Linked DNA regions of Mus musculus: regions 1, 2, 3, 4, 6 and 7 are each linked to region 5. Evidence: chromatin loops called from intact Hi-C (ENCODE). Cell type or tissue: heart. All regions are shown on one strand. Links, peaks and the distances in the headings refer to the core of each region. The heading gives the core; the rest is flanking DNA.

What was found. Hi-C counts contacts between places; a loop is a spot of excess contacts. Peaks named below come from ENCODE experiments on the same cell type or tissue, not always from the same donor. Only the 100,000 strongest peaks of a DNase experiment are listed, where the experiment ranks them.
Region 1: a loop joins it to region 5, with 1.8 times the contacts of the local background. A loop is called at or near these places in 6 of 42 quality-filtered maps.
Region 2: it touches region 5 in a loop (5-fold over the local background); 40 of 42 quality-filtered maps call a loop at or near these places.
Region 3: it touches region 5 in a loop (5-fold over the local background); 37 of 42 quality-filtered maps call a loop at or near these places.
Region 4: a loop joins it to region 5, with 7 times the contacts of the local background. A loop is called at or near these places in 14 of 42 quality-filtered maps.
Region 6: it touches region 5 in a loop (2.4-fold over the local background); 4 of 42 quality-filtered maps call a loop at or near these places.
Region 7: it touches region 5 in a loop (5-fold over the local background); 27 of 42 quality-filtered maps call a loop at or near these places.

Annotation. Positions count from the first base shown.
Region 1 is chr7:142,385,263-142,389,598 of GRCm38, forward strand. It overlaps Ctsd (cathepsin D), which reads right to left and starts at 2,565. Exons shown (of 9, transcript NM_009983.3): 1 at 2,475-2,565; 2 at 197-356. The coding sequence starts at 2,542. In heart, for the core only: a CTCF peak has its summit at 2,542; DNase peaks (open chromatin) are centred at 759, 1,579, 2,739 and 3,699; H3K4me3 peaks cover 2,691 bases; H3K27ac peaks cover 3,251 bases.
Region 2 is chr7:142,433,299-142,437,634 of GRCm38, forward strand. Syt8 (synaptotagmin VIII) reads left to right here and starts at 3,536. Exons shown (of 9, transcript NM_001285861.1): 1 at 3,536-3,641. The coding sequence starts at 3,635. In heart, for the core only: a CTCF peak has its summit at 2,474 (motif pointing left); DNase peaks (open chromatin) are centred at 453 and 2,483; H3K27ac peaks cover 3,832 bases.
Region 3 is chr7:142,673,688-142,678,023 of GRCm38, forward strand. No RefSeq gene overlaps it. Among named protein-coding and RNA genes, the nearest start is that of Ins2, 3.9 kb to the right of the region's middle. In heart, for the core only: a CTCF peak has its summit at 2,197 (motif pointing left); no DNase peak of the experiment used is centred there; H3K27ac peaks cover 931 bases.
Region 4 is chr7:142,494,353-142,498,688 of GRCm38, forward strand. Lsp1 (lymphocyte specific 1) reads left to right here. Exons shown (of 11, transcript NM_001136071.2): 11 at 1-516. All of the region lies in intron 1 of Prr33 (proline rich 33), which reads right to left. Among named protein-coding and RNA genes, the nearest start is that of Tnnt3, 2.3 kb to the right of the region's middle. In heart, for the core only: CTCF peaks have their summits at 2,725 and 3,655 (motif pointing left); DNase peaks (open chromatin) are centred at 1,939, 2,609 and 3,669; H3K27ac peaks cover 2,803 bases.
Region 5 is chr7:142,332,112-142,336,447 of GRCm38, forward strand. It overlaps a transcript of Ifitm10 not described here. Among named protein-coding and RNA genes, the nearest start is that of Krtap5-4, 31 kb to the left of the region's middle. In heart, for the core only: a CTCF peak has its summit at 2,311 (motif pointing right); a DNase peak (open chromatin) is centred at 2,340; H3K27ac peaks cover 3,543 bases.
Region 6 is chr7:142,523,948-142,528,283 of GRCm38, forward strand. No RefSeq gene overlaps it. Among named protein-coding and RNA genes, the nearest start is that of Mrpl23, 6.9 kb to the right of the region's middle. In heart, for the core only: no CTCF peak of the experiment used is centred there; a DNase peak (open chromatin) is centred at 1,704; H3K27ac peaks cover 4,000 bases.
Region 7 is chr7:142,579,656-142,583,991 of GRCm38, forward strand. No RefSeq gene overlaps it. Among named protein-coding and RNA genes, the nearest start is that of H19, 3.7 kb to the left of the region's middle. In heart, for the core only: CTCF peaks have their summits at 667, 1,154, 2,178 and 2,379; a DNase peak (open chromatin) is centred at 1,099; H3K4me3 peaks cover 1,502 bases; H3K27ac peaks cover 1,436 bases.

The DNA.
Region 1 (4,336 bases), core at 177-4,176, 53 kb after region 5:
TGCCACCCTAACCCATCCTTTAGTCTGAGCATTTCAGAGAAGCAAGGATTCTAGGATGGCAAGAATGAGGGGCTGTTAAGCAAGGAATGGTGTATTGTGGGTGGGCTTCCATGAAGAACTGGCTACTTAGCCCAGGGAGCTAGCTCCTCCCACACTCACCCCTCAAAGCAAGACCCCAAAATACAACTGCACTCACATCCAGGTAGTTTTTGAGTAACTCTGACACTGGCTCCGTGGTCTTAGGCGATGACTGCATGGAGTACTTGGTGATGGGGCCTTTGAGGATCAGGTCTTCCACAGAGCCGCCCACCTCCGTCATAGTCCGACGGATAGATGTGAACTTGCGCAGAGGGATTCTGTCAAGATGGGACAGAGGTATTAGCACCCAGCTTTGACTGCTGTGTCCTCCAACCTCCCACCCCAAAATACCCCAGGCTGGGCCAGGGCAGCCCTCTAGTACAGAATGACTGCCAGCCAGGCATGCACCTAGGTGCCTCTAGCAAATTAAATATCTCAAAATGGCCACAACATGTCACAAACTCCTGCCCCAAAGCCATAGGCCCACTGGCCCACTGACCCACTGAATCAGCTAAGGACATCCTATCACTACCACAGACACCTCAGGTTCAGTCACAGAAGCTCGCTCCTCATGTCCAAGGATAGGCTAGTGTGCCCACCCCTTTCCCTCACCAACCACACCCCAGTCAGGTGGTTCTCAGTCACCCTAGAGTGAAACAAACAGCACATACTGGGCCAGCTCTTGCTCTGTCTGCCTACCTGGGTTACTGGCTAGTGGGTTCTGTTTAGGGTGTGGCCAGGCACTTGTACCTGGTGCCCTGGTGAACCCAATCCTACATCAGGAGGAGGTGGAGGAGGAGGAGGAACAGGTGCATCCAAAGCAAGGTGCACCATGGGACTCTGGTTGATCCACTGAACCTGGCCCCTAGCCACATCGGTTCCCACGTGGACTCTACAAAAAGGAGCCCCACCAACCACCCCTACCAGGCCTGCAGTGACATTATCATCCTGGACAGTCCCTGGAGGTTCTTCCCCTAACCATCCAAGAGGCTTCAACACCAACTCCTCATGCTCTCCCTAGCCATCCCTGCACACAATCTGGCAACTCTCACCCAAGAAACCTACATGCCCTACCACCACAGACTCAAGGCCCTTATATGCTCCCTGCAGCCCTGATGCAGACAACTAAATAGGGGACGCCACCATTAGATAGCAGAGGGAGAGGGGTCCCTGCCCTGCCCTCCAGGTCACCTCTCCACCACCACCCCACCCCCCACCCCCAGTTTGCTCCTGTTCCCAAGGAGAGCTGATCTGTAATCACTTGTTGAAACTTCTCTGCCCAGGGATTTGTAGCCAAGGTCACAGCTGACCTTTCCTGGCATGCACAGTGCATGCTCTGAGAGACATAGGAGTCTTGCCTAAGAGTAGTGGGCTGGAAGAGGCAGGCTTCTGGCCTGGGGCTTAGGGGAGGCACACACCCTGCAAAGGTCAGGAAACATGCCAACAAGCCTAAGAGTGTGGCTTTGTTTCTGGTGCCTAGTCTCAGGGATCCTGGAGTCCACAACACCTCTTCCCAGAGAAGAGAAGCCTGAGGGCAGGGCAGGCAAGCCCAGGGCAGGATCAAGCCTAGGCCACTCCCTACAATGGCTCCACTGAGGCTACCCACCCACAGCTTGCAGCCTACAGACTGGGCTCCTTCCCACCCAACCCTGGTGCCCAGCCGGCAGAGCCAGCTCTACTCCCGCAGCCTACGGCCTCAGCCACCTGCCACGACCAGGGACTCACAGAGTGGGAAAACACACGGGCTACCACCAAGACCTCATCTAGCACAAAGGCCAAGTCCACGGGCCTGAGAAGGGCCTGGTCCCCAGTGGGGTAGACCTCAGCTCCAAGGTATTTGAACTGGGCCACTCCATACCTTCTCTCTCTGGGACTTGTGCAACTCAGGAGGGAGGAGGAGAGATTCACCACCCAGGACAGGGGGGATCATCTTTGAGTAAACTTCTAGGGCTATGCACCAGTGCACAGCTGTCAAACAGGGTCCCTTAAAAGGAAAGGCCTGAGGAAGTTCAGGGGGGCAAGGGCCTACTAGGTTTTCCAACTTCCACAGCTGGGTTCAACAGAATCCTATCCATGGGGCAGCACTTCTCCTCAGAAGCGGCCGCCCCGCTACACACACACACACACACACACACACACACACACACACACACACAGAGGCGAGGTTGGAGTCAGACCCACTTGTGGCCACCCTACTGTACCCTCCTGTTCGACCATAGGAGTCATAGGAGTGGAGAGGGGCCCAGGAGACCCCTGCCTTTTGAGTGTCTCGCCCCATAGTCTGTGGGACCCTGAGGAAGGCTGCGCTGGGTGCACAGGTGCATTCCAGCACGGCCGGAGCACGCGGCACTCCAGGTGACGAGCCCCGCATCTCCGGACCCAGAGCGGGTCCTCACCTGATAATCGCGAAGGAGGACGAAGCCAGGAGGCCGAGAATGAGCAGCAAGACGCCGGGAGTCTTCATGGTCGCGGCGGCCCGAAGAGAGCAAAGCTTAAAGCCAGAGGTCGCCGGCTTATAGGCAGGATGACGCCGCAGTCCCGCGGAGTCAGCTGACCCGCTTGTTTGGCCCTCAACGGGTCACGTGAGACGCGGGCGAGGGGCGGGGCGACCCGAACCCGCCTCCAACACTGCCCGGGCGCAGGCGTGCCCTACTCCAGGCCTACGCACGGCTCTCGGGAACGCGCCCGCCCACTTTCCTGGGACCGGAGAATGACTGGATACAGGTCACGTGGGGGAAGGAAGACCAGGCAGGCCCGGAAGCATCCAGAGGGGCGGATCCTGCCCTCAGCTCCGCCCCTCCCTTAATCTGTCTTTTTTGCATAATTGGGGTGCCCACTACCAGGATGTGGTCTTTGTCTGATTGGGCCCTGACCCTCTCCTGGATGCCAGCTTAAACCTAAGCCTTTTCTCTTTCAGCTCTGTTCCTCCTTGAGAATTTCCCTGGAGCCTCTCTGGACTCTTGGACCAGCAAACTTCACCCTCTTCAAAGCTCCACTACCTACTCATCTCCCCAGAGCAACACCCTTTTTATTTAAGCTGGAACACCTAACATGCACATTCCATAATGTAGCAATGTTGATTGCAGGCCTAGTCCTGGACTATGCATCTATTGATACAAGGGGTAGGGTGTACAGTGAGATGAGACCAGGGTTGCAATCGCCACTTGGGTCTTAACTACTTCACTCTTTAATGCCCTGCTTGGTGTCAGCAAATGAATTGGGTGCTGTTTGAGAGAGGCAGAGTCCAGCTCTCCATCATGGAGAGCTGAGCCCAGAAAGGCATTTAAGGGGAATGTCCTCTCTGAGAGGTGGTGTCCATACAAGGACAGGAACGCAGAGGAGCCTTGCCAGGGTCTGATCCCGGGAGCGCTTTTGGACATGTTCTACCTGTATTGAGGAGGTGGATGCCTCTAAGTCCACTCTACACATGGACACATGAGCTGTTCTGGTTCCCCAGGTTCAAAGCTACAATTCCCATCAAGTTACATCAAGTTGGGCACTTGACCTCTGCCAAGGCTCTCCACTCAGGGTCAGTGTTAATAGCTACACGTGGGTCACCACAGCCTGGATCCTGCCTCCACAGTCAGCACTCCACACATTGCTTAAAGCTTGGGTGTGAGGGCGAGAGCTGCCCTAAGATCTTGGAATCTGACCCTCTACTCCTTTGAATCTAAGACTATTCTTTGGTAGCCCAAGAGACAGGGTCTGGCCCTGGAGTTGCCATTTGCTTCCTAGAGTTGCTATCTAGAGATGATTGCTGGACCATGGGTGGGCAATGGGAAAGGTCCTCTGGGGCACCATGCTGGCTCTCCCAGCCCTGCCATAAATAGTGTTGCAGGGTGCTCAGGTGCCAATAGAGACATCCATTAGATGTGTGTCGGCATGACTGGAGGCAGGACATAGCGGTCAGCTGTGCTCATGTGTGGCTCATATAAGCCACAGGGTAAGAGACTGATGGGGACCTCCAGGGGCTCTCTGCAGTCCATTTTCTGCAAAGAATTCTAGCTGCCTCTGTCCCTGGGTTTCCCCATATAGTCTGTGTGAGTGAATACCTAGATGCACCCAGTCCTGTAGCTGCTACCCCACTGGACCTGGAAAGCTCAGGGATGAAAGCTCAGGTGTGTGCTTTCTGATCCCCTCACCTGACAGACCTCAGGGATGGGCCATAGTGTCTAGAATTCCTGAGTTCTCCCACCATACTAGATTATACTCTCCCTCTCTGCCTGTCTCAGGCCTCTTGCACCAGGCTTGCTTCTTA
Region 2 (4,336 bases), core at 213-4,212, 100 kb after region 5:
GGGTGGTTAAGAGATGGGGATTGTGTTCTTTGGGTTACTAGGTGGTGGTAGATCAGTGTGCATTCTCCAATGTGTGAGTAAATGGATGCAGCCTTACCAGATGTTCAAGTAATGAGGTACAGGCTCCCCAGATATTTGAAGTTGGGGTTCAGCTTCCCAAAGTATCTAGATAATGGGGTTCAGGTTTGTTCTGATGCTTGGATGTTAGGGGTGCATTCTCTCTCAGTGCAAAAGTCATAGATAACCTGATCGGACACACAAGCTATGTACAAAGGTCTGGGACAAGTTGAGCACCCAGCTTTTGCTGTCCCAGACCCCAGGTAAAAGGGGTTGCCTAGGAGGATAGGGCCCACAGCAGGGTCAGTACAGACAGGGAACACGTGTCCCATCCCAGCACGTCTCTTGCTTCCCTGCCAGAGGCTCCGGGCTCTCTCGCCAGCGTCTGCCGTGTGTTCTGACCTCAAACATTCCCCAGGCATCCTCAAAGGAAGCATCCGGGTCCAGGAGCCCCGCCAGGGTCTCCACGGGGCTTCTGGCTGCCAAGCCGCCGTCTGGGGGCCGCGGGCCTGGCCGTGGGCTGCCAGCTCTGTTTGGTTTTCCCCTTCCTGCCTCAGAACCTCAGACGCCGTCTCGCCACGGAGGCGCCCTCATTCTGGAGAGGCACAAAGCCCCTACACAGCCAGGTTGTGGGAGCTACTTGGGGGGCCTGAAGCTCTGCTGCACAGGGGTCTGCTGGGTCCCAAAGTACAGGTGCTTGCTACCAGGGTGTCTTGATATCTCTACAGGCACACCACTGGCCCCTCTGATCTTATTTCTAAGTCTCTGTTACAGAACCTGAATCATACCAGAGGATAGATCCATCTCACGTCTCTGCCCACGTGCCCAGAGACACTTATGAAAAGCATGGATGCCCATGTCCCACATGAGGTAGTCCCAGAGCATTCTACAGCAGAAGTTTCCTCAACAAGGTCTGTCTCATCAGCCCAGAGACGTTAACCATTACACATTCCAATGTCTGACTGTCAGGCACAGATAAGGGCTGAAGAGTGGTCAGACCGGACCAACTGGTCAGAGCACAATGAGGAGCCCAGGCTACAACACTGGTTGGAGCCAAACTAACTGAACAGATTATTGCCAATGATCTAACCTCGGACACCAGGAAGAGGACTTGCTCATTGGGAAGCTAAAAACTCAAGGGAATAGGTCCGGATGGGCTCCAGAACATTCTCTGAGGGTGGCAGCGAAGTCAGTCAGGCCCTCATGGCCCCAGGATAGTCCGCCACAGTGCTAGGCAGCTCCCTTACAGGGTTCCACCCTCTTTGTGCTGAGTTCCCTAGGCCTGCATTGCCAGGGGGCACATTCTTCAACTAAGCAGGTTGTGACTCAGGACTTCTGGGTGTGTGAGCCTGCACAGAGGTCAGCCCAGCGGGCCTATCACCCCCTTTTGTGCAAAGTTTGGTGTGGCTTGGAGTAACCTCCAGCCTTGAGGAACACCTCAAGATAGCATAGAGTCCAGATACCTGCTCCAGGACCTCAGAGAGGGGAGACCTTCGCTCTCAAGGGAGTTTCCTGGTTTATGAGGGCCAGCAGTTCCGGTCATTAGGTGGGGCTCCCCAAAGCCCTGCCTCCACACCCCTTCTTCCCCACAAGATTCATTTGATCACTAGCAACAGGCACCACGGGCTCTGCTGTGGGCATCAGGTGCTGCCTGAGAGTGGACAACCAGCCTCCCAGTGACTAGGGTCTGAGCAAGCAGGCCTGAGTCCACCCGTCACAGGAAGCAGTAGGTATCAGGTGAGGAAGGGATCACCTCTATGCTTGTCTTGGCGGGTGTCTTGCTTTTCTGGGGGGGGGGGGGAAAGAACTCAGAAACCTGCTACCTTTGAAATAGCACAAGGTCTGGTTAGGCTGAGGGTAGGTAGGTGAGGTTGGCAGCAAGTCTAACCCAGAAATGAGTACCTGACCCTGGGCTGACAGAAAATTTGGAGGAGAGGCTTAGCATTGTACTGAGTGGCTCACATCTTAAAGGGATCACTGGGTGACATCCAGTACAAGTCTGGTTCATTGTGAGGGACTCGAAAGAGATACCTGGAGAAGGTAAGGGCTCACACAAGCCTTGGAGAATGCGTGGATTGAGAGAGGCTGGGGCCATGGGTGCAGGCCTCAGACCCAACTGTGAGTCAGACATCCTGCCTGGAAGGGATTACAGAACTGGGTGTTCACAGCTTGGAGATGGAGCAGGGACTCCCACCTCCTTTTCCTAGGTCAAACAGTGCTAGTCCTTTGAGAGGGTCTTCCGCAGCAGTCACAGAAGACAGGCTGCAAGAGCAGGAAGATAAGGTGGGACTAGAGAATTATGACTCCTCTTTTCTGTCTGTCTAGCTCAGGCTGCTCACACTTTCTCTAAAGTAGCAAACTGAGTGCTACTGGTAGGTGGGGACCAGCGGGAAGAACGGCTCCTCCTAGTGGCTGTCTTTTTACTTGCACCTTTACCACCATTGGAACCTGGGAGTCCTAAGGGGCCTCCATGTCTCCAGGCCTTGAAACTCTCCCTAGTACCAGGAGCTGGTGTTTCTGAGGCCTCAGAATCTTCCGGAGACAGCTTCCAAACAGCCTGAAGCCTCCTGTAGGCATGTGTTACCACCATGCTACTCAGGATGCCCTCCTGAGTGACATACAGTTAGAAGTCACAACTTCTAGATCCTCTGTTCCCTACCACTTGTTCTTAGGATAAGGGAGGGAGGGCTTTAGACAAGAAGAACACACACACACACACACACACACACACACACACACACAGAGAGAGAGAGAGAGAGAGACAGAGAGACAGAGAGACAGAGAGACAGAGACAGAGACAGAGACAGAGACAGAGTCAGAGAGAGATCAATGTTACTTTAATCCCAACATTCATACCAGCTCCACCATTTCCAAATGGTAAAACATTTTGAGCCCCATGTGGAGGCCGGATTTGTTTGAGCCTGACCTTAGCCCTCTTGTGCTAGGGGCCCTTGAGGAACAACATCTCAGCTCCAGCTCCAAGCAGATTCTTTATAGGCATTGTGGCCTCTTGTAAAAACCTTCTGCACCTCAGCTCCAGAGCCATGCCAACTTCAGAGCCACTGGGGGTGCTCTGACCACCACCTATGGACTCCTGCCTAGCAGAGTCCTTCAGAAGGCCAGACAAGAGTGATATTAGTGGACAGGCAGGCTGTTGAGGCCAGCAGATCACCTCTCTCCATCCTCAGGGGACTCACCAAGCTCCTACTTCATCACCAAATTACAGATGAGTCTGAAACCGAGTTAGGGACTAGCTGTATAATACACAGGGCCTGGGGATGATTTAAAATATGGTACTTGTGCTAAAAACTGAGGAATTTCAAGAGGTGAAGAGGATATTCAGCCTAGCACTGTGGTCCTTCCAGGTGCCCACCAGACCACTCTCCATAGTCATTATGGCTTCTTGTTAAAAACCCTCTGCACCTCTGCTCCAGGGCCATGCCAACTTCAGAGCACCAGCCTCAGGCCACCCTTGAAAACATCATGGTTCCATGTGTGCAGGAGGACCTCTAAAGGGAGACGGAGAAGGCAGAGACTGGTCCCTTCCTGATCTGCAGCTGCCCCGAATCACTGAGAGATGCAAGGTTCTGAGCTCTGTGAGCTGTGGCTGCCAGTTAGTGAACCACTGATATTGCAGGAGGAGCTACCCTTTGGAATCATGTTGGGGACTCCAGGCTGAGGGCACAAGAGCAAGAGGGTCTATTAGTCACCCCTGGAGGAGTGGGCTGGTCTAGTAACTTGTGTGCAGTCTGGGCTTAGATACAGCAGGAGGGCTGGCAGGCTCTTGTGGCACAGTGGCATTAGACTCAAGTTTAAGAAACTGAGTTCTGGCCAGCAGTTGCCATCTAGGGAAGCTGTGGGGGAGGGGGGAGGTCCTGAGTTCAGCGAGTCAGTGGCTCCCAGTCCCCAGCTGAGAACCCCACCCTTTCTGCTCACGGGGTGGGGGTGGGGTGGGGGAGAAGCCAGCCTGCCAGGTGTTTCAGGCCCCAGGCAGGTAGGATACAGAGGCCAAAGCAGCTTCATGGCCTCCTCCTTTCCACTCCCATGCCAAGGGTGGCCAAGCAGGCAGGTAGACAAGTCTGGGCGGGCATTGATTCAGCATGGAGGAATGCTCAGGCTCTCCCAGCTATGCCCTGCCCCTGCCTGCCCCTACCTCGCCCTCAACCTCAGGCAATACTGGCCTGGTGCCCATGCCAGCAAAGCTCCTTCAGCCTAGACTTGCTGGAGCGCATGCCCACCTGCTGGTGGCCCTGTGCCCTGCATCCCCAATTCCCTCCTA
Region 3 (4,336 bases), core at 139-4,138, 340 kb after region 5:
AGCCACCATGTGGTTGCTGGGATTTGAACTCTGGACCTTCAGAAGAACAGTCGGGTGTTCTTACCCACTGAGCTATCTCACCAGCCCCGAAGTACTCAGTATTAGTCCAATCAAGGCTCATAGCAGTGCCTGGCCATATGAGGAAGCCATATGGACTTGCCTCAGGCTACAAACTATAGAATACAGACACTGCTTCAGGAAGCTACTCCACTCATTTCTTCCTCACTTTTAAGGTCTGACTGTGTAGCTAGAGCTGGGATATGGGGATCCTTCCTTTACTAGTTCTCTGTCAGCTTTTCTCCCACTCAGCCAGCCCTTCCCATCTCCTTTTCAATATTTGGGTCCAGGTTGGAGCACTTCACCTTTTACTAGTTCCCTAGTCCTGCCAACTGATACTGTTCTTCATCCTCAGGTAGCATTTGCCAGGGCACAGATGTGGGTGCCTCATTTTACCTCTGGTCATCAGCTCATTCTGTCTGCTGCTGGGTCACCAGGTGTTGCTGACCCATGCTCAGGATCTGGGCCTATAGAAATTAGGAGGAGTCTTCCAGGTCATCCATAGTCGAGGTCACCATGGGTCTTAGGGATTGGACAGGAGAGAGGAGACCCAGCTGGAGCAGGACTCAGTTCTAAGCCAGGGTAGCCTTTGAAGAGCAGAGGGGGAGTGCCAGGGCCTCAGCATGAACAGCCGCAAGCTGGCAGGGCTGAGGGACTCTGCTCTGTTGTCCACAAACACAGATGGACTGGGAAAGCCAGAGGGAGGTCCTGGTGGAATGTGGCTCATCACTAGCAGCAGGATTCTAAAGGCTTCGCAGGACTGCAAGGGATGAGGCCTCATGGAAACATGAGAGTCTGTGGACCTCTAGGTTGGGCAGCTTTAAGACATACGTCTGTTGTTGGCAAATTGGTAAAGAATCCATCATTAGTCTACAGGTGAGAGCCATACATGGCCTTTGGGACTTGGCTGGCACAGCCAACCAGAGTCGGTGACCTTAGCCCAGAGGTCAGATAACTGGATCTACTCACTTTGAGCATATGGATGAAGCACTGAGTGGGTGATGCATCACCATGACAACTTTCAGTCTGAGGATCCCAGGCCTAGGCCCTTCTTGGAGAGAGAGGCATGCTGGCAATCCTAGGCCCAGCCTAGGCCCAGATTCAAGGGTCTGACGCAGGGGTCTGCAGATCAGGCACGGGATTCTGACTACCTGCAGCAGAAGGGTGTTATAGGTGAGGTGTTTGTACCAAGGTGGTGGTGGGAGACAGGATACCTGGGAGCCAGGCAGTGAGCCAGTGACTCCAAGGGGGCTGGCTCAAAGCCACTGGGTAACTTGGCGCCAGCACAGCACGGCTGGACCACACAGGGCCACCTCCACAGCTTCACTTTCGAAGGAATCCGCCTTGCTGTTCTGTGGCCCAGCCAGAAACAATAGTTGGAGGGGGGAAGAGAAAAGAGACACGGCATCCAGACTGTTCTTCAGCTCGACTACCCCTGGCCACACCACCCCCAACATTCTTTTCAAAAATGACCTTCCCTTCTCAGCGCTGAGCGGAAGGTAGACATGGGAAAGAGCTGACCTTGTCCCAGATGGACTCTGCGTGAAGCATCCTGCACCCTGGGGTCCCTGTAGCCCCTACTTCATGTGAAAACTAGAGTTTTGTCTTCCAGCCTGTGTGCCTAAGAACACTCCAAGCAAAGGAAGGGATTACTGGATCTTCTGGCTCCCAGTCTCTGTGTCCACTAGGGCTCTGGGAACCACAAAGGTCCCAGCTGGAAATAGACAGTCTGCTCCCCTGGCCTGTTTGCTTAGCCATCGTGTGAGGTGTTGCATGGATTACCTCCTACACTCTCCTCTAGGCAGCTGTAATTCTAGACAGGTAGAAGATGACTCTAACCTGAGACATTCTAGGAATGGTGCAGACACCTGGATATTTATTTGTTCCTCCTCCATGGGAATCTAGGAAACCTAAACCCCAAAGGTGCACATCCAGTCTTTCCTTCCCAAACCTCATACTCTCCACAATTTAGAGCAGTCAGCGTCTTGGGAAGCTTCTTTGTTCCTGTGACTGCAGAGGAGCAAAGGGAGACACTATGCAGCCTCTAGAAGGATCTACTATGATAAGCCAGCCCTTCAGACTTGTTGTAGTACTTCAAAAGCAAGGTTTTGGTGACCTCTGCTGGACGCTTCCATGACTAACCATTTCTGGCTATGGTATCTAGATTTCAAATGTCTACTCCAAAACAGTAGTTATCTGCACGGAGGGACACCCAATCTGAGTTTGTGGGAAGGCTCCTCAGGGGTCTCCATCATTCACATCTAGGCTAGAAAGCCACCAACTAGTGCTTGAGGCTGCCTAGTGACAACTTTTCTGGGTGGGTTGACTTAAGAGCTATCTGGTTCCTACTCCTTGGTTCAGAACCTTGCTGGGTATAAGGATCTCAAAGGGTAAAAAATGGACCTCAGCATCCCTGACCCTACCTCTCATATCACTCAGGGCCTGTTCAGCCTGAGAGAACATGAGTACAGTAAATATTTATTGATAATGTAAGAAAGCAAATAAGGTCCCTGGGGCTAGGCTGAGGTGTCAGCTCATTTGGACCCGGAGACAATGTAATCTAGGGGAGCCAACCTCTAGGCAGCTACATTGGAAGACCATATTAGGTGTTGGGTAATCTATACTGTGAGTAGCATAGCACTGAGCATAGCAGAAGAGTGGCTTCCCTGGCTCCAGGCCTCAATCTCCCCATGTGTAGTATTAGTATGAGTCTCTCCATCCCATATATATGGAGCTGAACTGCTTCATCAATCCAGGCAAGAGGTATATTGGCTATCCTTAGTAATACCCTGGCCTTCCAGATGGTAGGCAGAGGCAATGAGGTCCCCATAAGACACAGCTAAATCTCAAATACCAAAGCAACAACACAGCTAGCTGGGTAAACATGGTTATCACTGCAGACCCCATGGACAAGGGGAGCTCCTGTGCTGCAGGGCTGCGCTGAAGGGCCTCAGCAAGGTCAGCAGGAGTGCCTGAGCCAGGTCAAGGACTGACCTACATGGGGTGACCTAGGGCTTAAAGGAACATCTGAAGTCCTCTGCTGGGATGTCTGGGGTTAGCACCCAGGGTGATGCTGATCAAAGACTGAATCCGGTTTGACCTCTGCTCCCTGGGCACTGGTTCAGTTTGAGTGGCTTCTTCTTGTCCACTCTTGGAGGGATTGAGAGACAGCACATGTCCATCTCTAGTATTCTGCTTCCTCTCCTCAAGGCCAGTAGGAAGTAGAGCTCTAAACTAGAGTTTCAGAATGCCTCAGGAAGGCATGGGGCATGTGCCTCAGCCTGCACAGGTTGGTTCTGGGGCAACCTGCCTCTCCCTTGAGGTCGGAGTCAAAGGCTGCAGGAGTGAAGCCATAGATAGGAATCTGGATATCTGGACCATATTTCTGTTTCTAGAACCCCATAGCACTAGTCCACCACATTTCCTGAAAAGCTTGACTCGCCCCACAAGGCCCAAGGACCCAAAGATTTTTGTTCCCTTTACCCGTGACTCATATGCCCTCCAGAAAGTTTGTGGCACTTGAACAGTAGGGTACCCTATCTGCTACCCTACCCAAGACCCTGGGGAGTTCCATAGAATGACCCCAGGCTCCTCCTTCTTTCTTCTTTTGGGTCCAGTGTCTATCCATCCACTCATCCATTATGTTCATTTCTGGCCTTCCTTTTTCAGGGGGATGGCTGGCTATGGCCTTGTGACATTTCTCTAGGTGGGGCTGTGGTATTGTCACAGAGAGGGGGTGACCAGGAAGGGTTCTTAGCACTGCTGGAGGAGGCTTCCCAGCCAACAAGTACCAGCAAGGAGGCCTATGTCTAGTTCAGAGACTTGCCACCCTGGTTCTGGGTGGAGCTTTGAGGAACAGATGGGTTTGGCTTGGGTGGCAGGCAGGTTGGCCAGCCCTTGTGGCAACCAGGATCACCCTAGGCCCCTAAGCTCTCATCTGCCGGACAGGTGGCACCCAACTGGGCTCAGAGTGTGAAAGAGAGGCACTCTGTTGAGATTTCCCAAAGATCTAGCTGTTTTGTGGCTTTTCTTTAGAACTGAGAATATTTCTAGGGGACTACCAAGCAGTTAGGTTCAAGGAACCTATCTAGCTGGAAGGAGGGGCTGAGAAGTGGTAGGAGGCCCCAACCCTAGGTCTTCCTCATGGCCACCTTGCTTAGAACTCACAACTGGTCATTTTTGAGAAGTGGAGTTCTGGCTCATGCCCAGGGCTTATGGGATCCCTTCAGTACGTCATCCTACCCATGTGGGATGCCTGTCTTCTTCTGAGCACTAAGAG
Region 4 (4,336 bases), core at 238-4,237, 160 kb after region 5:
CTGGACCCTCCATCTTCTCTTCCCTCTCATCCTTTGACCAACCCTCCAACTCTGCTTCTCACCATCAGCTAAAGGGACCAGTCCCTAGGGGAGCCAAGAGCTCCCAAGGAAGGATGAAGGAGAGAAGGCAAGCATCCCAACCAGATCCAAGGGGACACTGTCCCCATGCTGAATGCTCAGGACTCTTGGGTCCTGCCCTGTTTACGGATCCCTCATTTTGTGTAATAAAGTGCATTGAGTGTCCCCTATGCATTTGGATCTCCTGTGCTCACTAACAGGGAACACGGTGATCAAAACAGAAAGGGCCATATCTGTTGGCCACTTGAGACTTGATCAGCTCTGTGGGCAACCACTCTGTCTTGTCTTTTGGCCTTGCAGTGTGTTATGTTCCAGGATCTGAGGTATGAGGTGACCCAAGCTGGGGTATTAATAATGGATGTGGCCTACTCCTCTTCCAGAACATGACACTTTGATGACCCTTCCTTACTTGGACCAAAATAAACCTGAACAAGGGCACTTTAGTCTGTTCCTGGTAGTGTTCACTAAGGACAAGTGCTGCCACCAGGTATTTCCTATCTTCGTACCCAGAGACTATTCTCTGGAAGTGTGATGATGAATAGATGGATGGAAGGATTGTTGGATGAATAGGCAATTAGGTGGATTGTAGCTAATGGATGGATAGATGGGTGGATGGATGGATGAGCAGGTAGGTAAGTAGATAGGTGAGAACAGATGGAAAAGTGGAAAGATGAATGATTGATGAGTTATTAGGTGGATGGGTGGGTAGATGCATGAGTGATGGATGACAGATGGATAGACAGGTGGGTGTTAGGATACACAGATGGATGAATGGGTGGGTTCATGGGTGGGGAAATGAATTGATGGAGAGATGAATAAATGGATAGATATATTGATGAGTGGGTGAGCATGTAGATGGAAGGGCAGATAATTGATGGGTTGACAGAGGAGTAGCTGGATGGGTGGATGGGGAGATGGATGGATGGATAGATGGAGAAGTGAATTGATAATGGGTGGTAAACAGTGGCAGGTGGATAGGTGAATAGATGATGGGTAAGTGGATAGGGTGATGGGAAAGATGGGTGGATAGATGGATGGACCAATAGATGAGTATATGAGTAGATGGATGGTAAAATGAGAGAAGAATGGAAGGAGAATAGTGGATGTGAGAGCTCATGTGTGAGGATGAGCAAGCATATAAGGGCTGAACAAGTGGATGAATGGCAGCGGGCAGTGGGATGTCCTTCTCAGGGGCACCCTCCCTTTGCCAGGCCTACCCTTAGGCTTGACTCTAAAACCTGGTATCTCTAGAATCTGGAGCTTCTTGACAGCTTCAGTGGTCTAACCTTGGCTGTGACATACACCTAGACACTCAGAATCTTGACTTTTTAGAAGCTTCAAACCCCACTGGTAGGAACACATAGCTCAGCAGATACAGTTGCTGATGCAGATGGGTAGATGGCCTTATCCCTCCTGGTCACCATGATAGAACCATACTCTGTTCAACCAGGAGCTTCTCTCTGGACAAAGGACACTCCCTGCCCTTCCTACTCAAATGAGGTGGTGACCAAGAGCAGCAGATAGAAGCTGCTTCAAGGTCCATCACAGGATGAGGAACTAGACTCTAGCATAGACCAAAATGGGCATCCCAAGTGACAGAGCAGAGTATTATTGCTCCTGTGACTTGCCCAGCCTCTCTCTTTGGCCTCAAGAGGAGAGTGCAAGGTGTGCCTTCAGAGTACAACTCACTAAATCTTACTTGGGCCTCAGATGTGGAGTCTACCTTCTGCTGTAACACTGCCTACCCTGCCAGGGACACCAGGATACTGCCCTTCCATCTTCCTGCCAGCCTCCTGAAAGGCCCAATAGCTGCTGCTGCTTCCTCCAAGCCCTACTTAAAGACCCACTTCACTTCAGGATTCGGGAATTGCTCTAATACCTTTACAGCCAATCAGAGTGTTTTTCGAACCAGGAGGCACTGTCATGCATGGGGACAGCTGCTGCCCAGATCACAGTGGCTGAGTCCCAAGTGCCATGTCAGCCAATCCTATCCTGGGCTTGGCAGAGCCAGCCACAGTGGGTCAAGTAGGGGCGCTGGGTGAGGCTCAGGGTCCAGGGGCTCTTCCATTCCCTGTCTGCTCAGCACCCAGATTGAGTAGCCTCTGAAAACCCCACTATTCTGGGAGTCACCTGTATAGGCCATAGAAGTAAAGACACTTGAAGGGCAGGCTCTTCTCAGCCTCCTCTGTCCTCCAAGCCCAGTCAAAGTCAGATGGATGTTCACCGACTTTGAGGGATCTCTCACAACTATTCAGGGAAGCCACTGCCTCTCAGTCTCTTGGATAGAACAGGGACAGTCTCCAAGTCCCATCCAACGGAATTCGTTGCCCCACCACCACCACCACCAGGGGCTCCAGTTCTCTCTCAGATTCCCAGGGAGCCTTTTCTCCTGTCTTTTCCCCACCAAGCCCCAGCCAGGCCAAGTAGGACCTTTTGTGTATTACCTTGCACGTGTTACCTGCTCGAGTCTTTGGTGGACGGCAGCACCTGGTCCAGCAGTGCCCACTCTATGCTGTCCCGCTGTACCTTGGGCCTGATCCCCTGAGGAGGAGGTGACTGTTACTCAAAATAAGACCTGCCTGGTCTCTCTGACCTCACTGAAAGCGTATGCCAAAGGCTTCTGAAGTGGGTAGCCACCCTCCCCTGCTGGCCATGAGGAGCCACTACAGAGATGGTAGCATAGCCATCTATAGACCTCTAAGGACCCTCATTGCTCTCAGGCAAGAGCTTCTGGATTCAGGGGTTCAACAACAATAGACTGGATAAAATCCCCCATGTCTGCTCTCCGTGTTCTTCAGCTGAGTGGTGTGCTTGGTTGGTCTCAGTAGAGCCAGATGAGAAGGGAGGCTGACCTCACCACAGAAGAGAATTAGAGTCCCTTTGGCACTAGTGTGGGACTTCATAAACTCTACATGACCCTCAAGGCCAGATTGAGCTGGGCATCCACAATATTTAGAGCTCACTGAACCCTATCTATCTAATGGTATAGATGGAGGTATAGAGGGACACATAGGTTCTGTCCAGGAAGGTTGAGCTGGCCCAACAACTCCAGGGGCCTCTAAGGGGCAGGTGCTTGGAGCAGAGGAGAGCAGGAGAGAAGCTCTGTTCTATGAGCCAGCAGGCTAGAAGACTGGCTCCACTCTCCTTCTGATCACAAGCTGGATCTTGTGTCTCTGGCATTCTATGGCCCCATCTCTAACACATAGGAGGTGGATGGTGGGTCAATCCAAACCTTCCAGAAACTCTTAAGATTTGGTGGAGATTGGCATACTGTGGGCCTCCTACTGGTCATCCTGATGTCTCTAATCTCAGGATGCAAAAGGACCAGAGCCCTGTCTGTGTCCCCTAGGGCTCACCTACCATTACTTTACACTCCACATTGGCTTTTTCCCTGAACTGAACAGATCCACAGACCCCACCAGCCACACACGACAAGCCATGGGGTCTGGGAGGGTTAAGAGAGTGAATGGCAAATGCCAGGTTGGTCTCTTGCTACTTGGTGCTTCAGTTTCCCTAGAGGCTGACCAGGCACATAAGGCCCAGAAGAGTGTCCATGGTTGGATGGTGCCCCCTGGAGTCTTGAGGAAAAAAAGGCCAGGCACATGGCGAGGTCTGCTCATGGCCAGGTCTGCTCAGCAGGGCCCACATCCCTGGACAGAGATATGACCTCCAGGTCCACTACTTAGTATGGAGCCCCCAGACCAATAACAGGCCCAAGCATTGCTCAGCCCTCCCCAGTTACTGAGGAAGATGGACAACCAGAGGCAAGGTTTAGGTGATCATTTCTCCTATTAGGTGATCATTTCATGAGACGTGTTCCAGTGATGTCCACTTGAAAAATAGGCCTGGCCTCGAAGAAGGGGCTGTGTGTGACATGGGCTAGGGACCCAGGGCTCTTCATTTGGTGGGTATCTTGAGCTGTCTCTATGCTGGAGAAGCAGGGCAGAGTTGCAGGAGGTGCCATATAGAGTTAGACACCGATCTTGAACAAAGTACCTGCTCCTACAAGCCACCTCGGGCAGAGGAACAGGGGACCAAAGAACCCAAAACCCAGGCTCTGATGACCCTTCCCCCAACAGCCTGACTCAAGAACAGCCTTGGTCTAGACCCAATCCTTTCCTCCTCTCTCCCTCAGCCCATCAAGCATGTGCCCATTGCTGAGGGGGGAGGGTAGGTAAAAATAGCAGCTGACACCTTTCTGGAACAGTTAGGGACCTTGCCTCCTCCTCCAGGCATGTCTCCTCCATCCTTGCCTCCT
Region 5 (4,336 bases), core at 115-4,114:
TACAGATACACATACACACATTCACACACACATACACACACCCACACATACCTACAGACACAAATACACACTCACACACATACACACACACACACACTCACACACATATGCACAGTACACACATACACATCACACACTCACACACAGACAGACCCACATCACAGACACGCCTCACACTCCACCCACCCTCACACACTCCCAACACACATCACACACACATACCTCTATAAATACATACATACATACATATATACATACATACAGAAAGACACACACACATCACAGACACACACACATCACACACACATACACATATCACACATATACCCCACACCCCTACCCCACACCCAACATACACCTACAGTTACATATCACACACGCACACATACCTCTACCCACTACACCTTCACTCCTCCAGACTCCCATCAACATATACAACACATAAGGCACAGGCCACAGGAGCCTAACTGCCCCACCCCACCCCCCACACCCCCACTAGCAGAGATCCAGGCCCAGGGCTGGCTGCCCCCTTCCCCCAGGCCCACGGCCACCCAGGCCCTGAGAACAAGGCCATGGTTAATCCACTTCCCAGCAGCAGATCCTCTGTCCAGCCAAGGTGGGTGGGAAAGCAGAGCTGCTTCCTCAGCCAGAGAACATTCTATACCATTCTTGCTCACGCTGTTTAATTACTCAGTGTTTTCCTTTGGGGAAGACCTGAAATTGCAGAGATCTTGGGGATTTTGGAGGAATGCGAGGCCTAATTTTGCCTAATTAGGAACCGTCTGGGCGGTGACGGTGATGCATCCCAGAGTTGGGCCTTGCAGACCCTGGGCCTCCTGGGCGGTGGGGGGCTGGGGCTGCTGACGCACATGTTTACCTGAGGTCCCAGGCCACAATCTGGTTCGCATTGGGAAATCAGGCTGTTTACAGGAGGCCGCAGCTGTCTCTCCCTCTCCTTGCCTTTCATTTTTCTGTGACATTTTGCAGGTCTCCCTGGGCCCCTTTGGGAGGGTCAGAGGCATCCTGAGAGTCTTCCAGAACCATATGGCCCCTCATGGGGACCCAAAGTTCCTGGCCAGGCCTCAGAGTGGGCAATTCGGGTGAGTGGGCTGTGGAGATATGGACAACCCAAGACATGGGACACAGGCCATGGTGGGCACAGGCCCCAAAGAAGGACCAAGTTTTGTTTCATTCTCATGTCCTCAACAGGGCCAGGGGACTCAGTAGGAACCCGAGCTCTCTGGAATATTCTAGAAGCAGAGACTGAGCATAGCCACAGGGTCTATGACTTGCTTGAATGCTGTCTAGCCGCTGGCCACAGGAGCTGAGGGCCAGATACATTCAGAGCTTCCTGTTCTCAGCAACTCTGTGATGACCTGATGACCCACCCCAGTCTTCCCCCACTGGAGGACAACGCTTCTTTCCTCCTGCTTCCTCATCAGTCCAGGGTCCTCCATTCCACTGGTGAGACTGCCTCAGGGGCTCCTGCGTCCTCTCTCCACATCAGAAGATGAACCCTCAATCCTCACATGAATTCATGTCCTTCAGTGGGGACCCTAAACAAAGATGGCTAACTATGTCTCTCCTTTTCACCTTTGCTGTCACCCTTCAGAATAGGAGTGGGAGCAGAGGTTTTGGCTGGGAAAGGCCTTCCACAAGTTGTCCTTTCTGCCATTGGGTGAAGCCCTTTCAGCCTCAGTATTTCCCGTTTGCAGGCCAGCAGTTCTGTCTCTGTCACCTGCATGTCACATCTGTCCCAGCTGGATAAAGTAGAGGAAAGGGAGAAAGCTTGAGCAAAGCTGGGATGACAGGTGGTGTCCATCATGGACACAGGGACTTGTCAGTGACAGAGGGACCACAAGGAGCAAGATGTTGCAGAAGGAATAGGGGGTAGGCAGAATGGTTTCCTTGTGGATTTAAGTGGAGTATACAGGGGGCAGGACAGGGTCCAGCAAGATCACTGAGGGGCCCAGAACAGTTGGCAATACTCCAAGAAGAAGCTGTTGCCTTCCCAGAAGTCCATGTTGATACCTGAGCCTCTGCCCTGTTTCCCTGTCAGCCTCTCCCTGCAGGGCCTGAATTACGTGAATTACCTCAGGGACTCTTTAGGGCATAGGTCATGGGGGAAAGAATAGGAGACCAGAGCACCTAGCAATCAGGCTTACAAATGGGCCAGTGAAGACCTCCACAGACCAGCCTAAACAAGCAGCACCCTTCAGGCACCCACTGCTGGGTTCTGAACTCTCACTGCTGGACCGGTGGTCCCTGCCTCAGTGCCTTCAAAGCCAGATTCTGTCCTGTCCAGACCACAGGCTCGGAGCACACAGCCACCAGGGGGCGCTCATGCACTACTCAAAGTGCTCTTGTCTAAACAGGTTCTTTGTTGAGCTCTTCCAGAAGCAGCTTCTGCAGACTCACAGGAGGGCCAGACTATGCCTAGGAAAGAGGAGGCAGCAGATGATGGAGACCCAGCTTCAGGAACCCAAGATGACAGGGAGAGGACAAATTGGCCTCTCACAGAGAGCTGGCAATTTGATCATCATGACCTCTGATTTCCAAAGCTCTCCTCCCCATCAAACTGGCTTTAAAAAGTAGACAAGATAAAGTGCCATAGACCTTCTGTGATTGCTGAAAGCCGGTAGTTGGGGAGAAGGGTGCTGGTTCTATAAGAGACTAGACGCTGGCCCACCCGTAGACTCCACTGTAGAAAGAGGTGGGTAGGATGGTCACCGTGGCCTTCTCCATGAATGCAGAGCAATGTGTGTCTTCCATCTGAGGGGCTGAGATGCTCCTGGGGTAGAATGCTGCTCCTCGTCGAGAGCACACAGACACCCTGGGTGGAGCACCCAGCTTCCTGTCTGAGCCCCTCCTAGAAGATAAGCTTCCATTTTGCTCCAGGATCCTCAGATGCAGGCGAGGTCCTGAGTCCATATCAACACCACCACTAGGTTTTTAGTGTATGTCTATCCATGCCTGTGCTCTGGCTACTGCAGGAGCCTACGGACACACCGACAGGGTCCCCTTGACCCTGATGAAATTCTACATATATAGGCACCCATGTACTTTGGCTCTTTCTAGTGTTTACCGGGCTGACCATATGGTGCTTCTCTTCTGGAATGGCCGCTGTCCTGTGCACAGGATGGGGACAAGCCCTCCACCGTTGTGGCTCTCGATGCTCTAGTTACTGTGCTTGCCTGCCAGCCAGCCAAGCTGGTCCCAGTGGCTCCCTGCCAGGTGGTCTGTGCTGTGCCTGCTTCCACGAGTCTCCATGTTTGCCAGCCAACCAGGCAGTGCCATCCGTGACCATAAGGTGCCCTGAATAAACCTGAGTCAGCCAGTTCTGCAGGACCCAAGTTCTTAAGCTTCAGGAGTCCTCCATCCATCCAACCAGAACACCACAGGATCTGAGAAATTCTGATTCGTACCCCGGTATTGATATCCTCTCTGATCCCCAGGGATATGCTAATCCCGAGTCCTGCCCTAATCCTAACTCTTGCCCTGACCTCCAGGCCTGTTCTGATCCCCAGTGGTGCCCTGATTTTGAGTCTTGCCCTTTTTCTGAGACCTGAGCTGATCCTGAGTCCTGGCCTATGGGAGATATAGAGGACAGGACCGTGTGAGGAGGGTCACCAAGACTGAGAACACATGAACATGACAGTATACCTAGCAGTTGCCAGAAGCTGGAATAGGCAGACAGGATAGTCTTTTACCAAAACATGACCCTGTGGCACTTGATTCTGGCCTCTATCCTACAGAACTGTATGGTGGCAGTAGCAGATTCCTGATCATATCTGTGTGTTCATGTGTGCTTGCACATGTGTGGAATCCAGAGGTCAGTGTCTTTATCAACCCCACCTGCCTTATTGTTTTGGAGATGTAGTCTCTCATTGACTCAGGAGCACATGATACCTCTAGTCTGGCTGGCCAGTGAGCTCCCGGGAACCTTTGTGGCCACTACTCTATTAACATCAGAGATCAAAGGCCCTACACTTCACCTTCAAATCAAATAGCCAGGAGTATAGGAGCCAGAGTCCAGGAGCCAGGCTAAGCTTCTGGCCGGTCCCTTTCCTGTGTCCTAGGTTCTGTTCTCTGGTCCTCTCTCCCCCACCCCCAGGTAGGATGGAGATCTGTAAGGCTGGGCTCCTGTTGACCCATACAACTCACTTTACAGCCTTTACCTGCTGCAGCTGAGGGATAAAGTGGACTTGTCTGTTTCCAGTCTGAGCAGAACTCACAAAAATGAGGATGATTATCAAGACAGACAGACTGACTGGATGCTGGGGCTTGTAGTGCTGACCCCTGTGCTGCCCTCCAGGACCCTTAAGACACTATCCTT
Region 6 (4,336 bases), core at 154-4,153, 190 kb after region 5:
GGTTCAGGGAGCAGTCAGATGCAAAATGTGTATTGTAAATCAATATATTTTATTATTTTCCACCAGCAACCAGCCAGGAGATACAGAAAAGTGAAAAAAATTCCATTAAAAAAATATCATAAAAACAACAGCCGCAATCAAAGACATAAAAGTCTTTAGACATGATCCTCTTGAGAACTGTCCTGGTCTCCAGAAAGAAAATTTCAAACAACTAAAACATGTTAAAATGAAACTTGAAAAGATAAAAACAGAAAAAGAGATTATGCTTTTTGCACACAAAGCTTGACTCTTAAGAAACCTCCCCCCCCCCCCACCGCCCAAATTAGTGCATACTGTATAGTTTACCAGAGTTTTTTAAACAAAAATATTTTCTATTTGATTGCCTCTTTGTTGGGACAGGGTCTCCTGCAGTCTTAGCTGGCCTTGGACTCATTATTTAGCCAGAACTAACCTGCTGGGATGACAGGTTGGGGCTCCAGTGTTTAGAATCAACCAACATTGTAATAGGGGGTTGGTTCTTGAGGATAAAAGCCAGGGGTAAGACAGCCTTCGGTGGAGTGACAATTCTAAAATTCAATACCGACAAAAACAGGAAGCTGTAGCGAAGGAAGCAGAGTCCAGTTTCATAAGGTATGTTCCCTACCTACTGAGACTGCACAAAGCATCCTTGGTTTTTGTCTCCTGTGACCCTCGTAGCCAAGGAAGTGGACCCTACCATCATTTGGGGCCCAAGAACAGCACAAAGATGTTCAAGCCAGTCTCCACAGAGCCCCCAGACCACCCGGCTACCAAGTGACAAGCTCAGCAGGGACACGCTGGCCATGCCTTCTGTGCCCTCTGCTCTCCTGACTGTAGCATTCATCCCTTTCGCACAGTGTTTATCAGCATTAAACAGTGAACACAAGAGAATTTGCAGGGGTGCACAGCCCCGTGGAGAAGGGGGTATGTTTAACAGAAAAGGATGAGAAAATAAAATATGAACTGGGAAGGAAAAAGGGAGACTGGGATTTTTGTTCCCATTCCATTCCTAGGGCAGGGAGGGAGTTAGAAAGTTCAGCAGAAGAAAATTGTTAAGAATAAAATCAGGGTGGGTGTGGTCGAGAGACATTGGATGCACATATGAAATGTTCAAAGAATAAATAAAATAGCATTTAAAATTAAATTGATAATTCGGAAGTACAGGGGAAAAAAATCTGTTTTTATCTGTTTTCATGCTGAGAAACATTTTTCCAGCTTAAAAAAACAGAACAAAACAACACCGGCAAACAGAATTGTGGAAGATAAATAGGTTAGTAGATTCCTCCTCTTGAAAGTTAATTTATGTTTTTGAAATAGGGTCTCATGTATTCCAGGCTGGCCTTGAACTCACTGTGTAGCCCAGGCTGGCCTTAAACTCACTGTGTTGCTCAACATGATTCTGAACTTCTAATCTCCTGCCTCCACTGCCCACATGCTGGGAAACTTTACATTTTCTGTATATCAAAACATTGTCTACCAAAATGAAAAGGCATATTTCCACTCCTGGCTAAAATGGAGTAATAGAGACCGGATTTACCCGCCTGCCTGCAGCAGCCAACAACAGAACAGAACAAAACAAAACAGACACAAAGCCATGGAACAACGGTGTCTAGGGCGCCGCACATCAGCTGGCAAAGACAATGACCCCTGCGCAACGGAAACGTCTAGGGGGCCTCTCACTGCCCAGCTCTCTTCCCTGAGAGAATTCCCAGGCCTCAGGCAGGAAGGGAACAAGGTGGAGCCCCAAGATACTCGAGTGAAAGAGCTGAGCTGAGGGTCTGAGGAACTGAGGTAACTGTAGTTCAAGAAACAGACTCCGAGGGGGCAGGGCAGTGCTGCACAGTGGGAGAACCTGGGGCCCAGCAAGCATGGTTGGGGCCAACACAAGCCTGGGAAACAGACCTCTGTGTGCTGCAGATTCCCATGCCCAGGAATGGTGGCTGTTCCCACCAGCCAGGGCAGAGGGCTGCAGGCTCACAGGTCTTGGGTCTGGGAAACCTTGCCCAAGTCTTGAGGACCTTTGGCCTTGAGCTGAACATTCTTCTAGACCTGCCTGTGAGAAATCATAAAAACAAGACCTGAAAGATCCAACTCCCCCGCTCTGCGCCCCCCTCCTCCCTGCCTCTGTGTGTGTGTGTTTTGAGATAGGGTTACAGCCTGCCTACTCAGTTTCTACACTGCTAGAGATCAAACCCAGGCTTCGTGTGTGTTGGGCATGCAGTCTATCAACTACAAAGCTCAAAAATATTTATAGAAATGTGAAGATATTGGGCACTTGCTGAGGCAAAACTCAGGATGTCCGGGGTCCCATAAAACCCATCAAGCAGAAACAAAGCAAGAAAGGTAGCACACGGGGTGGGGGTCACCAGGCCAAAGCAAATGGGAGGAAGCTGAATGAAACCCCAAGATACTCACTGAGACAGACTGCAGGAGGCACAGCTGTAAGGCCATGGAGGGAAAAAAAAATGTCACAAAGAGATGAACACAAAAGTTCAAATCAACGTGCTGTGGAGCAGGGAGTGGGGCAGCCAGTTGGGTAGGGGGACCATGGGACAAAACAAGCAGCTATAAAGTGTGTGGGCTGAACACGGTCCTGACCACACAGGAGGCAGGGTCACTCAGACAGAACATGTGCTTAGCATGCATGGGGTCCTGACTTCCATCTCTAGCAAAACAAAACTATGGGATTCGTCTAAACATCCCAGGTAAGCTGTAGGCTGCAAACTGGAGCTGGGGAATATGGCTTCAACCATTCAGTACTTGTCTAGTGTGCATGAAGTCCTGGGGTCAATCCCAGTACCGCATATTGGGGTGCTGTATTTGTTGTATTGTGGTGCTCTGCTCTGAACCTTGGACTACATGTGACAGATAAAGCAGTTACTGTGTCTTAGGACGGTCCATGCTCATGCTCCTGGCTGTGTCTTCCGCTCTTCTTTTTTCTTTACCTAACCCTATGCTTAAAGTCATTATTAAAAATGCCTTTTTAGAGACTGACTCTGCGGTTAAAAGCACTTGCTGCTTTTTCAGAGGACCTCCATTTGATCCTCAGAAGCCACCTAGCATCTCACAATCATCTGTAATTCCAGTCCCAGGAGAATGCCTTCTTCTGGCTTCTAGGGACATTGTAGTCACTGGGTGAGAAGACATAAAGACAGACACACGCTCACACAAATGCAATAAAAAGAAATAAATTTAGAAGAAAACAAAAACGAATTTTAATAGATCTGAATCTGTTTCATACTGGCAAGGAAATAGTGGGGGGGGGGAATTGAACTTGTTAAGTTGAATAAGAAAAAACAAACAAACAAAAGACCCCTGTCCCCTCCATGTTTTAAATGTAGACACAAATGGTTCCAAAGAAATAACAAATTTTCAGAGACCTGAAAGGGAGAAGAAAGGAATGTCCAGCTGTGTCAGGCTGCAATGTGCCCAGGGTGCCACGACTATCAGCACTGGAGAGGCTGAGGCAGGAGGATTGAGAGTGTGAGGCCAACTTGGATTACATAGAAAGGCTTTGTTTCAGAGAGGGACGGGTGAGACACAAGGACTGGCTGTCTAACCCTGTAGTGACTGTCTCCCAGTAATCAACAGCACACGTGAGCAGGGAGTCAGCACACCTAAGGTGGACCTGTCTACACAGCCACCTCAGTTTGCTTGACACCGACAGGTCACCCACCCCTTTCAGGCATGCTCGTCCCAGTGTGTAGGAAATACCCACACCGGCCGGGCGGAGTTCTGGGCCTTTACATCAGCCTTAATAGGTTGAGAAGGATTCAAGCCCTATAAAGTATGCGCTTTGACCATAATGGAATTAAATTATAAATCAATAACAGAAAGATCCTTGGAAAATCCCCAAGTATTTGGAAACTCAATAACATACTTTTAAACAAGAAAAAAAAAACTCAACAAGGAAATTGGGGAGTGCTCTGAACAGGAGGAAAATGAACCCCAGCGCTGAGGGCTAAGAAATGCCACTCACTCAGCAGGCACTCGGGGGAAACGCTTGTTGCTGAAGGCCTGTGTGGGAAACTGAGAAAGGGCTTGACCCAAGGATCTCAGCTCTCACATCTCAGAATGCAGAAAAAGAAAAACAGTCCAAAGGAAGCTGGAGGAGGGAAATGATCCAGCAGGGACGTGGAAGCTGGGGGTGGGAAAAATCGAGAAACCCCAAACCTGGTTCTTAGAGGATCAGTACAACCGATCAACCTCTGGCCAATGTGATTGGGGTGGGCTTGGGAGGGAGAGAGAAATCCTGGCTGACAGAAAAGAGCTCAAGCCTAAAACCATCAGGCCACGTGGCTTCTCTAGAAGATACTAC
Region 7 (4,336 bases), core at 157-4,156, 250 kb after region 5:
ACCCCCGCTATGTCCCCCACTATACCCACACTATACCGCCCCACTACACCCCCATTATACCCCCACTATGCCCCTCCTGCCATGCCCCCCACTATGTCCCCCATTATGCCCCCGCTATGCCCCCGCTATACCCCCACTATAACTCCCTCTATATCCCCCGCTATACCCCTACTATACCTCCCACTATACTTCCACTATACCTCCCCATTATACCCCCTCGCTATAACCCACGCTATACAACCCCACCATGCCACACCCGCTATGCTCCCTCTTGCTACCCACCCTCCTGCTTCACTTCAAACTAAGCGGATCCCTGACTTCTCCTAGTCTCTAATCTCAGCTTTGCAACTTCTTGCTACAGTTCCTAGGTTACCTGGGACATTGCAATGGTTGAACCCCAGCCTCTGCTTTTATGGCTATGGGGTTTCGGTGGACGCACGCACGCGGCAGTTTCTATGTCTCCCGCCTATAACCGATTCTGTATTGAGTTTGGATTGAACAGATCTGGCTAGCTTGAGGAGTCCCAAGGCAGAAGGGGACCATTCCGTAAGTGCACAAATGCCTGATCCCTTTGTTGAACCTGGGGTACTCAAAGCTTTGTCACAGCGGACCCCAACCTATGCCGCGTCTGCCGAGCAATATGTAGTATTGTACTGCCACCACGCGGCATCGTCTGTCCATTTAGCTATAGCCAAATCTGCACAGCGTGGAGAGTGAACCGATCGATCGTGAAGGGCGCAAGACTGAAGGAGCTACCCAAGAAATGTGTGTTGTACCACCCCATGACCCTTATGAATCATTGAATGCTATGCCTGAGTGACCCATGAGTTTGCCATAGGTGAACCGCAATTTTGGTCACCTCTATGATAAAGTATGTGGGACTGCACTGGTCGCTGCTCGGCAACTTCGGTCTTACCAGCCACTGACGATCTCGGGCTGTGTAGGGAATGAGTCAAGTTCTCTGGTTCAGTGTGTAAGGGAACCATTCCAGAGGTGCACACATCTTACCACCCCTATGAATCCCTATTTGGGTGACCCTGGGATATTGCTGGGAATGAATCGCTCCCCCCAAGTTGGCAGCATTTGGGCCACGATATATAGGAGTATGCTGCCACCGCGCGGTAGCATCCGTTCCCTTGTTGCACATAACAGCTTCTATGCCTTCCTATAGTGAGCCACACTGGCTGGTTTTGGGGTTCAGTGACCAAAGGGACCCCCTCCAGAAACACAAGTGTTCCAACCTCTTATAAACCATATCGACCACTGAGGCATAGCGGCTTCGGACATTGCTGTGGGCGAACCCGAACTTTGGCCCTTGGACATTGTCATGGGCAAACCTTAACTTTGGCTGTCTCTGGAACATAATGTTTAAGATGACAGTCACCAGCGCAGCAATTTGGTCTTTCCACTCACAACGGCTTTTGTGCTTTCTGGCATCGAACCACATGCACTGGTTTATGGGGTCTGAGACCAAAGGAGACCATTCCGGAAGGGCATAGGTGTCCTGCCTTCTGCTTTTAACAAGGCTCTCCGGGACAGTGCAAAACAGGTGAACCCCAACTTTGCCATAAGTACGATTATCTGCCACAAACCAGCCAGGGGTCCTACCACCTCTTCAATTGATTTTGGGCTGACACCCAAGGCTTGATGTAGGATTCCTCAGCTGCCAAGCTGGCAGCTGAGCCCCATTGAGAGAGAATGCAGTTTCAGAATTGTTTGCAGCCCTGAGCCGGAGATCATTAGCATCTGAACGCCCCAATTAGAATACGAAAGCGCAAATCACCAGACTTTCTTGTTGGCGGTTCCTTAAGTGATTCTTTGGGTAGGGAGGTCAGGTGTCCTCATAGATGTGCAGAATTTGAGGACCATGCTTAGTGGGGTCTGCATTATGGTACTGCAATACATTCCATGATCACCACACATAGTAGCTATACTTCAATTTTCACACAATAGCGCTGATGGCCCCAGAACCCTATAAGTCAGATACCTGAGATAGCTCTTGAGAACGTTTTATCAAGGACTAGCATGAACCCCTGGCCTCATGAAGCCCATGACTATGGGATCATAGATGGTGATAGGGGAGAAAACTCAATCAGTTGCAATCCGTTTTAGGACTGCGATGTACGAGACTTCACTGCCGCCGTGCGGCAACCCTGGTCTTTACACACAAAGGATTCTTTGCAGAGAGTAAGCCGACCTTGTTGATTTGGGAGTCCGAGTCCACGAGGTACCAGCCTAGAAAATGCATGTGTCCTGCCCCCCTAGTGGCATTTGTGACCCCCCTGAGGTACTGAACTTGGGTGACCCACAGCATTGCCATTTGTGAATTCCAATACCAGGGGTGGGGGGGCTCTTTAGGTTTGGCGCAATCGATTTTGCTGCCACCACGCGGCAACTCCCGCGTATAAACCCCACAACTGATTCAGCAGACGTCCAAGAATAGGGCATGGTCTCCTTGCAGAATTCTTATGCCTCCTGGATGCTCGTGTGAATGTAGCATGTTCCTTTGAGTCCTGGGTGTAAGTGCCCTGCACGCTCATCCCCCGGACATGAAAATAGAATCTCTATTTTCTCACCAACCTTTTTCTTTCCTTGTGGTGATTCGGGAACTGTAGGCAATGGCTATTTTCTCGGTTTTAACTCAGGCTCCAGGCAGACTCAGTACTGTCTGGTCATCAGTTGCTGCACAGAACACACTTACATGGCACCATGGCCCTTTAGCCTCTGCTATGTTCCTCCTGTATGGTCACAGCACTGCTATGTTCCTCCTGTATAGTCACAGCACTTTTGACTGCATTGAATGGACAGTGAGCAGGAAAGCTTCCTTGGTCAGGCTAAACTCCTAGTGGTTCATTTGCATTTCGATGGGATAGAGCTAGATCTCTTCTTCCAGAAACAAGTTAGGCATGCCTTTGTCAATCTGGGGACTGCCAGGGCAGAAAGTACAATGAGGGCAGTAAGCTTTGGCGGGGAGGGGGGCTCTTGGGGTCAAGTCTAGTCTGTTTTGGCCATTGTAATAGTACGTGACATTGAGGACTAGGTGATGGCTAGCAGCTGGTGGGCAAACAGAACCTAACTGAAGCATGGTACTCTAATGGGGGCTAGTATCCAGTGAGAGCCTAGTCTGAGCCCTGTTGTTGGCTGTGGAACTTAGACAAGTGGTGGAGAAAGAGCTCTGCTTTCTCAGATTCCTTCTTAGTAACGTTCCTAAAGAATGAGCATAGAGAGAGTGGAAGTGAAACATCCAGGGGAGCCTCAGTCTCTTCTGAGTTCATGGCCAAGACTTATGTCCTAAACTCACACTATGGCCCTCTCAGTTGGGAACCAGCTCCCGTTGTCCCCTTCTGGACACCATCCCCATATAGAACTAACCACACAATGTGTCTTTTATACCACTGTGAGCATGGTGGTGCCACCTAGTATCTGGACAAAAGCTTGTAGATGATGCTAACATGACAATATGATATTGACTTAGATAAGTTGGTACATAAGAGTGACATAGCTGGTCCCAGCACTTGGGAGGCAGAGGCAGGCAGATTTCTGAGTTCGAGGCCAGCCTGGTCTATAAAGTGAGTTCCAGGACAGCCAAGGCTACACAGAGAAACCCTGTCTCAAAAAACAAAACAAAACAACACCACAAAAGAGTGACATAGCTGGGACATGGACATGGGAGTGTCACATAGATGGGATATGCACCCAGAAGTGTCACATAGATGGGACATGGACACAGGAGTGTCACACATAGGGGATATGGACACAGGAGTGTCACACAGGTGGGGCATGGACACAGGAGTGTCACACAGATGGGATATGGACACAGGAGTATTACCTGAACAGGACATGGGCACTGATGTGCCACCTGGATATAACATGGGCCCAGTGGTGTCTGTAATCTGGAGAGAACATAGGTATAAGAGTGTTACTTATATAGGACATGGACACAGAATATCACTTCAATAAGATGCAGGCTCAGAGGTATTACCCAGGAAGGACATGGGTATAGAGATCTTTCTATATACAGAAGAGATACCTTCTAGACCTTCTAGACACATAGATGGGACACATAGATAGGACACATAGATGGGACATATAGACACATAGATGGAACACAGACACAGAGGAATCTTTTGGACGGGACATGGGTACAAAGGTGTCATTTGTATGGGGCATGGGCATAGGAGTCCCAATGGACGTACACAGAGGTGTTTCCTGAATGAAACATAGGCACATGGATTCCACAGGACAACAAAACAGAGTTGTCATCTTGAATGGATAAGGGCACAGGGGTGTCTCCTGGATAGAATGCAAGAATAGAGATAACACCTGGATAGGACCT